Linked DNA regions of Homo sapiens: region 2 is linked to region 1. The links are chromatin loops, found by intact Hi-C in ENCODE. Cell type or tissue: heart left ventricle. All regions are shown on one strand. Links, peaks and the distances in the headings refer to the core of each region. The heading gives the core; the rest is flanking DNA. Region 1 overlaps ANO6 (anoctamin 6). Region 2 overlaps ARID2 (AT-rich interaction domain 2).

The links. A loop is a pair of places that touch in the nucleus more often than their neighbours do. Peaks named below come from ENCODE experiments on the same cell type or tissue, not always from the same donor. Only the 100,000 strongest peaks of a DNase experiment are listed, where the experiment ranks them.
Region 2: it touches region 1 in a loop (2.5-fold over the local background); 1 of 110 quality-filtered maps calls a loop at or near these places.

The regions. Positions count from the first base shown.
Region 1 is chr12:45,407,353-45,412,735 of GRCh38, reverse strand. It overlaps ANO6 (anoctamin 6), which reads right to left. Exons shown (of 20, transcript NM_001025356.3): 16 at 3,249-3,379. The region is part of intron 5 of LOC105369743 (a long non-coding RNA gene); the gene reads left to right. Among named protein-coding and RNA genes, the nearest start is that of ANO6, 190 kb to the right of the region's middle. In heart left ventricle, for the core only: no CTCF peak of the experiment used is centred there; a DNase peak (open chromatin) is centred at 2,593; H3K27ac peaks cover 1,782 bases.
Region 2 is chr12:45,743,226-45,748,608 of GRCh38, reverse strand. The region is part of intron 3 of ARID2 (AT-rich interaction domain 2); the gene reads right to left. Among named protein-coding and RNA genes, the nearest start is that of ARID2, 16 kb to the right of the region's middle. In heart left ventricle, for the core only: a CTCF peak has its summit at 2,544 (motif pointing right); no DNase peak of the experiment used is centred there.

The DNA of each region.
Region 1 (5,383 bases), core at 321-5,320:
AATGTTTAATGGATGAATGAGTGAATGAATGAATGAACAAATGAAGAGCTGGAGGACTGCAAATCCTCCCAATTACCTAGTTGCCCTTTTGGAAAGCTCATCCTGCAAAGGTTAGGAGACTTCATGGCAGGTGATGGGCTCGAACCAAGCAGAGATGAGAGCATGAAGGGAAGAAGGCCTGAGTCCTGGAGAGTGCAGCAGAGGCATCGGTGGGTTCAGCATAGGAGGAAGAAAAAGAAAGGGGTACGAGGAGCTGCTGAAGAATAGCTGATCTTCATTACATGGAGAAAATCATATATGAAGGTCATTGTTTTAGCAGATTTTAAAAAATTAACTTGGAGACAGATGAAAGTGAGATCAAGGTACCACGGCAAGGGTGGAAGAGGCAGTGCCAGAGACAAACAGGGCCCACTCATCACTTCAGTGCACTCTGTTTATGGCACTTGCCCACCAGGAAGGCCTCATCAAGTTCTCAGGACACCTGTGTCTGCAGTACATTACTGAGTACAAAACAGTATTTATGGCTTCCAGGTTTGAATACAGACAACTACGTTTATTATGTTCTGTGTCTGTGTACTTGGAGTCAGGAACACTCTTAGAGAAGCAATTTGGGTTAACAGCTCAGAGTTACTCCAATAATCTCAAAGGATGGTGGGAAATTCACTAAATAAAAAACGTTTCACTCAAACAGGTCATACAGAACTTGGTGAGAAGTGGGTGAAGGATGTTAATGTGAAATCAACTAACAGTTTTATATGTGTGTTGGAGCTCCAAGTTCAAGTTGCTTAAATGTTTATGAGTATAAGGTTCCAGGCACTGGCGCTCTAGCAGAGGACGCAGTAGCTGCCTCCATCGGGCTCGGTGCAATGGGGAGAGAGGCAGGCACAGAGCGTATACCACCACGGCAGGCAGCAGGTGCTGCTAACACCTAGAAGAAAAGAGCAGCAAAGCTGTCTGAAAAGTTCAGGGGCCCAGCTGAGGCTCAGCAGGACTTGTCAGGTAGGAAAGAAGGAAAGAGAGTTGAGCCTGGGTGCAAGGCCAAGCAAGCCTGGAGGCTTGCTTTCCGGAAGATGTTTCCCTTAAGCAGTTAGAGCCACAATTTAAAAGGTAGATGGTGGTGTTGTTAAGGAATATGGGGAAATGGGAAGGAGGGGACTGTGTGGTGGTGAGACCAATACCAAAGGCACTCAATGTTTATTTCTAGGGAAATGAAAACAATTCAAAAGGCACTTGGAAATTATGTCTCTCACAGACTAGAAGGACAAAACACAGATTTCACTCTCCTGTTGCCCACACAGTGACAGACTGCCTACTCCCAGAAATTCAGAAATCAAGTTTTCTAAGTCATTAGATACTATTTAGATAACAGGAAAACAACCTAATAAACCTAAAAATCTGTCTATAACAGCTGTTATTCTATACTTTCTTGTAGGGCAGGATGAGGCAGAATTATTTGGTTGATAACTATTTTAAAGAGCCTATGAAACTCTAAAAGTCCTATCAACTTCTCCCCAAAGCACATGACCATATAACTTTCCCTTCTGATGTCATTTATTTGACTAATCAACTACAGAAAAATAACTTTTTAAAAATAATAAATGACATTCTGCCCCAGGATTTTTAAAAATGCTGTTAATAGTTCCAATAAGAAATATTTACAATTATGACTCATTTTTGAACAACAGGTAATTGTCTTACAGTCCTTCTGAAAATCAGCAGAATAATAACTAACTAAGGACAGCTTCTACATATGTACTGCAGCTACACCCTTAATAAAACCTGGTCACAAAACATAACAAAGCAAAAATGAAATTCAAAACAGGCTCCAGGCTGCTGCAAAGTACTGTTGACTAAAGAAGCCACAAGATGAACCTTTTACTCATTGAAGGAAGCAGATGTGTTTCCATGTATAATGTATATTTTTAAAAGCAATTATTTTATATATAGAATGTGATTTAATAAAAACCACCTTCTAACTGCAGACTTGTAAACAGGAACCACAAAGGGGTGTCTTTGCCAACATGCAAAGCCCTGTGCATAAATGCAAAGCCTGTCAACAAAAATGATGTGTTTCTTTTTCTATTCTCCTAAGCTTAAAAAAAACTGTAATTGAATGCAATGGTTAGCTGAAAGGGCACAGATAAAAACCATGTAAATTGTTAGCCATCTATTAGATATAAGCGTGTCATGCATAATACAAAAGGTGGTGTTTCCTATGGAAATCTATTTTGAGATGCTTCCGTTTAAAGGCAACTGAGAGGTCAAAATCAAGTTCTACTGAAAAGAATTAAGAGTCCAAGCAAATAATATAAAAATGGACCAAGGCATTTAGGAAAGAGAGGACCTGTGCTAAATCTTAATTCCAGACCAGCACAATGGTTCCAAATTCAGGCCAGTTATGAGCCATGAAGTCACTCAAGGAACCAGGCAGAAACCACTGGCCAGAAGAAATAGGCTGTCAAAGGCAGGCATGAGATGTGAAAGTGGGCATCCCGGGACCATTCCTGCCACGAAGCTGCATGCTCCTGCAGGCTTGCTTAACTGACTCAGTTCAGAACTGTATCGGCCAACAGCTGTGCCTGCACGGACTCCAGGCCAAGCTGAATCACATCTAATTACAGTTGCTGAGTTCATTCTCAGACAACATGATTAGAATGCTTTAAGAATTCGTGGTAAAGATGGCCGGGCCCAGTGGCTTATGCGTGTAATCCCAGCACTTTGGAAGGCTAAGGTGGGTGGATCATTTGAGCCCAGGAGTTTGAGACTAGCCTGGACAACATGGTGAAACCCTGTCAGTACTAAAAGTCCAAAAATAAGCTGGGTGTGGTGGCGCATGCCTGTAATCCCGGCTACTCAGGAGGCTGAGGCAGGAGAATTGCTTGAACCTGGGAGGTGGAGGTTGCAGTGAGCCACGATTGTACCACCACACTCCAGCCTGGGCTACAGAGTGAGACTCTGTCTCAAAAAAAACAAACAAAAAGAATTAATGGTAAAGATGTACCTCAATGAATATTCCATTTCATTGCCCAGTAATAAATTTCTAGCTTTTTACAACATAAATATTGACAAAGACATACATGACCACCTTATCTGAAAGCTGGATTGTATAATTTTATCTAGTGGAGAAAAACATACTCTTCTTCATTTCAATATGCTAAATGTTAATATGGCTCAATAACAGATGCTTTTGGTATCCACAACATACTCTAACATGTTTTATATCACTAAAAACTTCACTAACAACTTACTCATTTCAAGATATTCATAAAATAATCCCAGTTTGCCCATAGGCTGCAGATGGTAGTCCTGTTCCCATCGTGGGGTTATCTTTTCTGATCCAGAAACTCTGTGAAATCGCCCAATTAGATTCATGATCCAGCTGCCAAAAAGAACAATTTATAAATTAGAACGAATATTATCAGGCCAAGGTCATAAAAATATTTTGCTGCTATCTCAAAGCTGCACAAGTAATCTTCCCAATAAACTATTTTTTTGTTTGCATGCTAAATTTGTTTTTATTTCTGCCTCCTTATTCCAAAATATTTTGAAAAATAGGACTACACACCAGGGTTTACCAAAGCTGCAGCTGCTACTATTTTTTTCTCCTACTTTTTCCCTATGGGCAGCTTAATTTTTAAAAGGCATGTTCCTTTATTTGATTAACTTCAGTTGTTTGTTTTTTCATTTCCCCCTTATCATTCAAAATAGTCTTGCCAGTATGAAAATCAACAGAGAAAACAAGGTAGAGTATGTGAGCTGGTGGTAAGTGCTGTGGAGAAAACTAAGCAGGGCAGGGAGTGCTTGCATTTGTGTCTAGGGAGGTGGCCAGTGAAGGTCTCCTTCAGAATGATGTTGAATAAGGATGTGAAGGAGACAAAGGAGTGGGAAACCTGGGGGAAGAAGTCCCAGGCAGAGGGAACGGTGATGACAGAGACCCTGAGGCAGGAGCAGGTCTCCATGGTTCACAGACAGCACGCAGGGTAGGAATAAGAGACCACTGTCAGGATCTGGGCATTTTTTTCCTCGGAGGGAAATGAGGAGCCATTGGAGGGCACCAAGTAGGAAAGTGACATAATCTGACTTTAGATAAAATAGGTCCAATTCCTATTTTAAGCTGAATCATTTAAGGACCAGAGGAGTGAAACGCCTCCTCCAGGTCATAGTGCAGAGCTAGGAGAAAACAGCCTGGACTGCGTCCCAGCGCTCTGTCCACCCGTGGATACTGCCCCGCTGAGCTACCCACTGTCTCTTTTTTATGTCATGTTTTTTTCCCTATCTCAGAATCCTTGTGGCTAAGTGCTTCCCCCCTTTTTATGGCAATTTGTCTGGAAAAGAAATCTGAGTTGGCAGTAAAATGAGGTGTGCACCTGTGGCATAGAGAACTGTTGTCCCCTCAAGCAACTGCCAGCTTGTGGTTTACCTGTGGAGTCATCAGAAGAGGCATAACAACAACTCCAAATACAGATCTAACATCTGGATACACTGGCTGATTAAACATGTGGGTGTGGACTTCAAACTCTGACAATGAGAAGGCATCGCATGATGGTTAAGGACAGTTATTGCAAGAAAACCAGGCAGACCCTCATCCTCTCCATCACATGTGCACACGTGCACACCCAGCCAGCATAAGACAGGCAGTACAAACGGCTCACTCTGCTGGGTTTCCCACTGCTATTGATCTCAGGGCTCACTTTTCACTGACTGCTACTGAAGCTTTACTCAGGGGAAATTATCTCTACTACAGGAGACGTCTCTGACCTCACAATCTTTCCCCACTTCTTTCTTTTTGATGATGTTAGAGAGGCAGCAGGAGGCTGTGGAAAGTGGATGGGATATGAGTTCAGACACCCCTGAATCTGAATCCACACTCTATTTCTTAGCTGGTTAACTTTGGTAAAAAAATAAAACGGGGTGATAAAACCTACATTGCCCAGGGCTGCTGTCAGGATTAAATGATTCAAAATAGGTAACGGATGTAGCACGTTTCCTAACACATCAAAACCTGCTGAATGGGATTTTCTGTTGAGCAATACAGGCTGCACTGGCTGAGGCCAAGTGTAAATATGGCCTATATTACGTAGACTCTTGGCTCAGTTATCCAGGCCACCTGGATCAGTGGTTCCCACTTCAGCACATACAAGCATGACATGGAATGCTTGTGAGTAGTGCAGCTTCCTGTGCTCCCAACTAAAAGGTCTGAGATAAGCTCCAGAATCTGCAGTTTTGCAGTCATTCCGGGGGGGGGGGGGGGGGTGACTCAGGTAGCACCAAGGACCACACATGTCCATCACCCTTCATGACACCGAACTCTAAGGTCACTGGGTGTGGTTTCTATTTGTTTATACTTTGCTTTGCCTCCCAAACTTCTAGCCTCCGCCTCTTG
Region 2 (5,383 bases), core at 127-5,126, 340 kb before region 1:
CGTGAAAGAAAGAGTTGATCGATGCAGCAAACTTCATTGTTGTCTTAAGAAATTTCCACATCCACCCCAATCTTCAGTAACCACCACCCTGATCAGTCAGCAGCCATCAATATCAAGGCAAGACCTTTCACCAGTAAAAAGATTATGACTCACTGAAAACTCAGATGATTGTCAGCACTTTTCAGCAATAAAGTATTTTTGTTTTCTTTTTTTTGAGACAAGGTATCATTCTATTGTCCAGGCTAGATGGAGTCCAGTGGCACAATCATGGCTCACTGCAGCCTCAACCTCCCAGGCTCAAGCAATCCTTCCACCTCAGCCTCCCAAGTATCTGGGACCACAGATATGCACCATCATAACCAGCTACTTAAAACATTTTCTTTTGTAGAGACAGGGTCTCACTACGTCTCAAACTCACTAGGCAGCTTGAGACTGCCTAGGTTGTCTCAAACTCCTGGCCTCAAGCAATCCTCCTGCCTCAGCCTCACAAAGTGCTGGGCCTACAGGCGTTGAGCCACCACACCTGGCCGTACATTGTTATTTGAGACATAATGCTACTGAACAATTAATATACTACAGTATAATATAAACATAACTTGTCTGTGCACTGGGAAACCAAAAAATTCACTCTCATTTTACTATCATATATATTAATGTGGTGGTCTGGAATCAAACCCACAGCATCTCTCAGGCATGTCTGTATTACTCTCTCAAATCTTACCCTACACAAGACTCTCTAGTCTCATATTGTAGCTTGTGAAGACAGATAGGGAGACATTAGTGTCTATTTTACTTAAAAACAACTTCAAGTACTGCATAGAATTGCACAAAATGACACATTTACCACAATGTTAATTAATATTCTACAACTACAACTGACTCTTGATGCTTGTTTAATAAAACCACACAAAAAAATGTTAAGCTTTAGGGACAGACGAATGAAATGCTATACTATTAATTCTGTAAGTTAGAAATTTTCAATTCTTTCAGAATTTCCCAAATTAGATTTCCCACTTGCTGAGAGGCCTACCATACCCACCTGAGTTCATAAGAAGCTCCCCAAGTGACAGGAGATCCTAATTCAGTTCAGCTACAATGTATCAGATGCCAAAAAGTGCATTGCCATTAAAAAAAAAAAATCCTTGACCCCAAGACTCTGATAGTAAACTAGGAGCAGTACACTATAACTCACAAAACTAAACTCTAATTCTGCACTAGCAATGGTACTTACAGGCTTTTTCCCTGATCTACAAGAGGATAATACCTATTTCCTAGAGTTGTTGCAAAAATCCACTGAGATAAATATTTGTAAAAATAAACTATAAACTGTACAGCAACACACACGTTATTACAAAAAGATACATTAAAGAATTTTTTAAATAAAAATAAAAAGCCACAATCCCACAACTACCCTAACCATTTTCATATTTTTATTCCCTTGAAGTCCTTATCTTCAAATACTTTTTAATAAAATTATATTCATGTGAATTGGGGGAAGACAGTATAATATGCCTAGATTCCAGGTTTAAATACTAGGTCCAGCCGGGCACGGTGGCTCACGCCTGTAATCCCAACACTTTGGGAGGCTGAGGCGGGCGGATCACAAGGTCAGGAGTTCGAGAACATCCTGGCTAACACGGTGAAACCCCATCTCTACCTAAAATACAAAGAAAAATTAGCTGGGCATGGTGGCGAGCGCCTGTAGTCCCAGCTACTCGGGAGGCTGAGGCAGGAGAATGGCGTGAACCCGGAAGGCGGAGCTTGCAGTGAGCCTCGATCGCGCCACTGCACTCCAGCCTGGGTGACAGAGCGAGACTCCGTCTCAAAAAAAAAATACTAGATCCAGAACTTACTGTGTGAACCTGGGCAAGGTTCTTAAACACCTTTGTCCTGTTTTCTCATCTATAATACCAGGATATTAACAGTATCTATGTCATAGGGAGGTGTGAAGAGAAAATGAGTTACCACTTGGTGCAGTGCCCGGCACATGGCAAATTAAATAAATGTTAGCTAAAAAAATATAAACTTAATAGTCTGCTTTTTAAAAGATTCAACATGGTATCATAAACCAAAAGTATACTATTAAAGTTTCATAAGAAAAATACTTAAAAAAAAAACTTTAGCATATGTTACATTGACTGTTTTTAAAACATATCTCCCTACCATCCCTTTGTCTAGATATTTACAGTAATAGAATCAGGCTGGGTGGGTGGCTCAGGTCTGCAATCCCAACACTTTGGGAGGCCAAGCCAGGAGGATCACTTGAGGCCAGGAGTTGGAAACCATCCTGGGCAACACAGAAAGCCCTGGTCTCTACAAAATCTTTACACATCAGCCAGGTATGGTGGCACACACCTGTAGTCCTAGTTACTAGGGAGGCTGAAGTAGGAGGATCTCTTAAGCCAAGAAGGTTGAGGCTGCAGTGAACCATGATTGCACCACTACTCTTCATTCTCCAGCCTGGGTGGCAGAGCAAGATCCTGTCTCCAAAGGAAAAAAAAAAAAAAATCAAACCAGAATCTATCTATTACTTCATACTTCCAGTAGAGGTCTCCATCTAAAAAATTATGTACTAGACTAACCTTTAAATGAGTATCCTTGGTTATTTAAAAAAAAAAACAACTATCAAATATATAAGCTTTATCAAATATGTAAGTTTAGGTTTTTACGAGTAAAATATTTAATATAAAGAATATTTGCAGTAAAAAGTGTTTTTTCTCTCTTAGTATAAGTCAGCAGAATCATCTTAACATAAAACCAGGCCAGGCGCAGTGGCTCATGCCTGTAATCCCAGCACTTTGGGAGGCCAAGGCGGGCAGATCACTTGAGGCCAGGAGTTCGAGAACAGCCTGGCCAAATGACGAAACCCTGTCTCTACTAAACGTACAAAAAAATTAGCCAGGCATGTTGTTGTGTGCCTGTAGTCCCACCTACTCAGGAGACTGAAACATGAGAATCACTTGAACCCAGGAGGTGGAGGTTGCAGTGAGCCGAGATTGCGCCACTGCATTCTAGCCTGGGTGACATAGTGAGACTTTGTCTCAAAAATAATAATAATAAATAAAGGCCCCGTTTTATATAGCAAAGAAATCTCTGATAGTCTTCTAAAATTATTCCTTTTAAAACAGAATGGAGTGGTTAGTGTAATAAATGCAGATCTGATTTGGTTTCTACTTTTCCCTTCCATCATTCAGTAGTAATAATCTTAGGCAAGTCAATTATCCCCACGCAGGCCTACCTGGAAAAGTATCCTTATTTCTACCCTTCCAGAAAGCAGAGGGCTAGACCATCTTCTTAAAATCCTTTCTAGTATTAAGACTGACGATACTACAAATCAATAAATAAATTCAGTAGCCATATCCAATTATAGCTAACTACACACTTCTTGCTCCTGTCTTTAGGAATCTAAATTTTCAGGTGCTGAAAGCTATACTACTGGGCTTCTACAAAACATTAAGTTTGTATACAATAGCTAATATCCACTTCAACTTAGCCCTTTAAATATGTAAGGCTTGGTAAATTCCTATAAGACTGGTTATGAGCAAGAACTGATCAATAAATCACCAAACAGTTTGCTTAAAACTCTAAAGAGTGCTGCTTACACACACACGTGCCTGCACAAACACACACATTTAAGCTAACCTCCATAGTTTATAAAGAGGGGGCCAAAGAAGGAGGGATGTTCCAAGCAATTCTCAGAACTAGGAAGATTTTTTCAATAACCAAATTATGATTAATTGTGAGGATCAAATATACTATGTAAAAACATAACACATTTAATTTAGCATTGATGAATTTAAATGGATTCACGCAAACAAACATAAGATTTCTGACTGTGATTAAAGTACAAATTTGCTTTTCTTCTTTAGGGGGTTCATTAACCTATAATGAAGACTTGTAAGACTAAAATAATTATTTCTCATCTTGAGAATATAAAAATCAAGCAATAATTTAAATTATTGCCTTATTATTAAATATCAAGTAATGTAATCAATGGCCAGCAAAGAACAAAAGAGCAAAAACTGTTTCATAGATAGAAAAAGAAAGATAATTTTCCTCCAAATTTATCAGCACTGTAGCTGACTTGTATTTTTGTGTTAAATTCTTGGAACATAAGAAACACTCATATTCAAATATAAGGTGCAAAAATGGAATTTTAAAAATGTAATGTTCATCATTAGCCCCTCTCTTAAATATAGATAATACCTATGGATTAAAAAAAAGATACTAAACTGTAGTAGATAACACAAAAAAATCACTAAATCTGATTTCTAAGTCTAACAATACCACTCATTAAATAAACAGATAGATGAATACTTTCATATATCACAGGATTACTAAAATTAAAGTCAATAGTTAAGATTGCATCAAAACATATAACAGGCAGTATCTTAATGAGGAAATGTCAGAAGCATCAAACTAAGGTCAGCAACAAGGCAAAGAAAAGATGTTTCCATTTTCCCTACTAATTAACATTGCATGGATATACTGGCCAATGCAATTAGACAAAAGAAAGTAATTTGATGCATAACTTAGAAGAGTAAAACAATCCCTATTTGCAGATGACACACCAAGTATACAGGTAAAATTCTAAAAAAAAGAAAAAAAAATCAATCATAAAATCAAAACTATAAAACAATTTAGTAAGGCAGCAGGTTAGAAAATATAAAAGTTCAACAGCTTTTATATAAATAAATGATAACAAGAAAACATGAAACAGAAAACCACATTTTCAATAGCAACAACAATAACAATATCCCTAAGAATAAACTTTAGAAATGTTCAAACCCTATATAAAGAAAACTTTAGGCTCTGAATGACACAAAAAGATGTGAACAAGTGGAAAGACTTCCATTGCTCTTTGATAGGTCAACTCGGTATCATCACAAAATCAGTCCTCCAACTTATAAATTTAATGCAACCCCCATAAAAAGACCAACAAGCTTTTTTTTTCTGGAACTAGAACAAACTGATACTAAAGTACACATGGAAAAATAAACATTAAAGAATAACCTTGTAAAAAAGAACTATGAGATGGGATTGGCACTATCAAAGATGAAAACATGTTAAAAAGTCTAGGCACAGTGGTGCATGTCTGTAGTCTCAGCTACTCAGGAGGCTGAGGCAGTTCGTTGCTTGAAAGTAAGAGTTCAATGCTGTCATATACTATGACTACACCTGTGAATAGCCACTGCACTCAAGCCTGGGCAACACAGTAAAATTTGTCTCTCTTTTTTTTTGAGACAGAGTCTTGCTCAGTCACCCAGGCTAGAGGGCAGTGGTGCAATCTCAGCTCACCACAACCTCCACCTCCTGGGTTCAAGCCTTTCTCCTGCTTCAGCCTCCCGAGTAGCTGGGATGACAGGCACCCACCACAGCACCT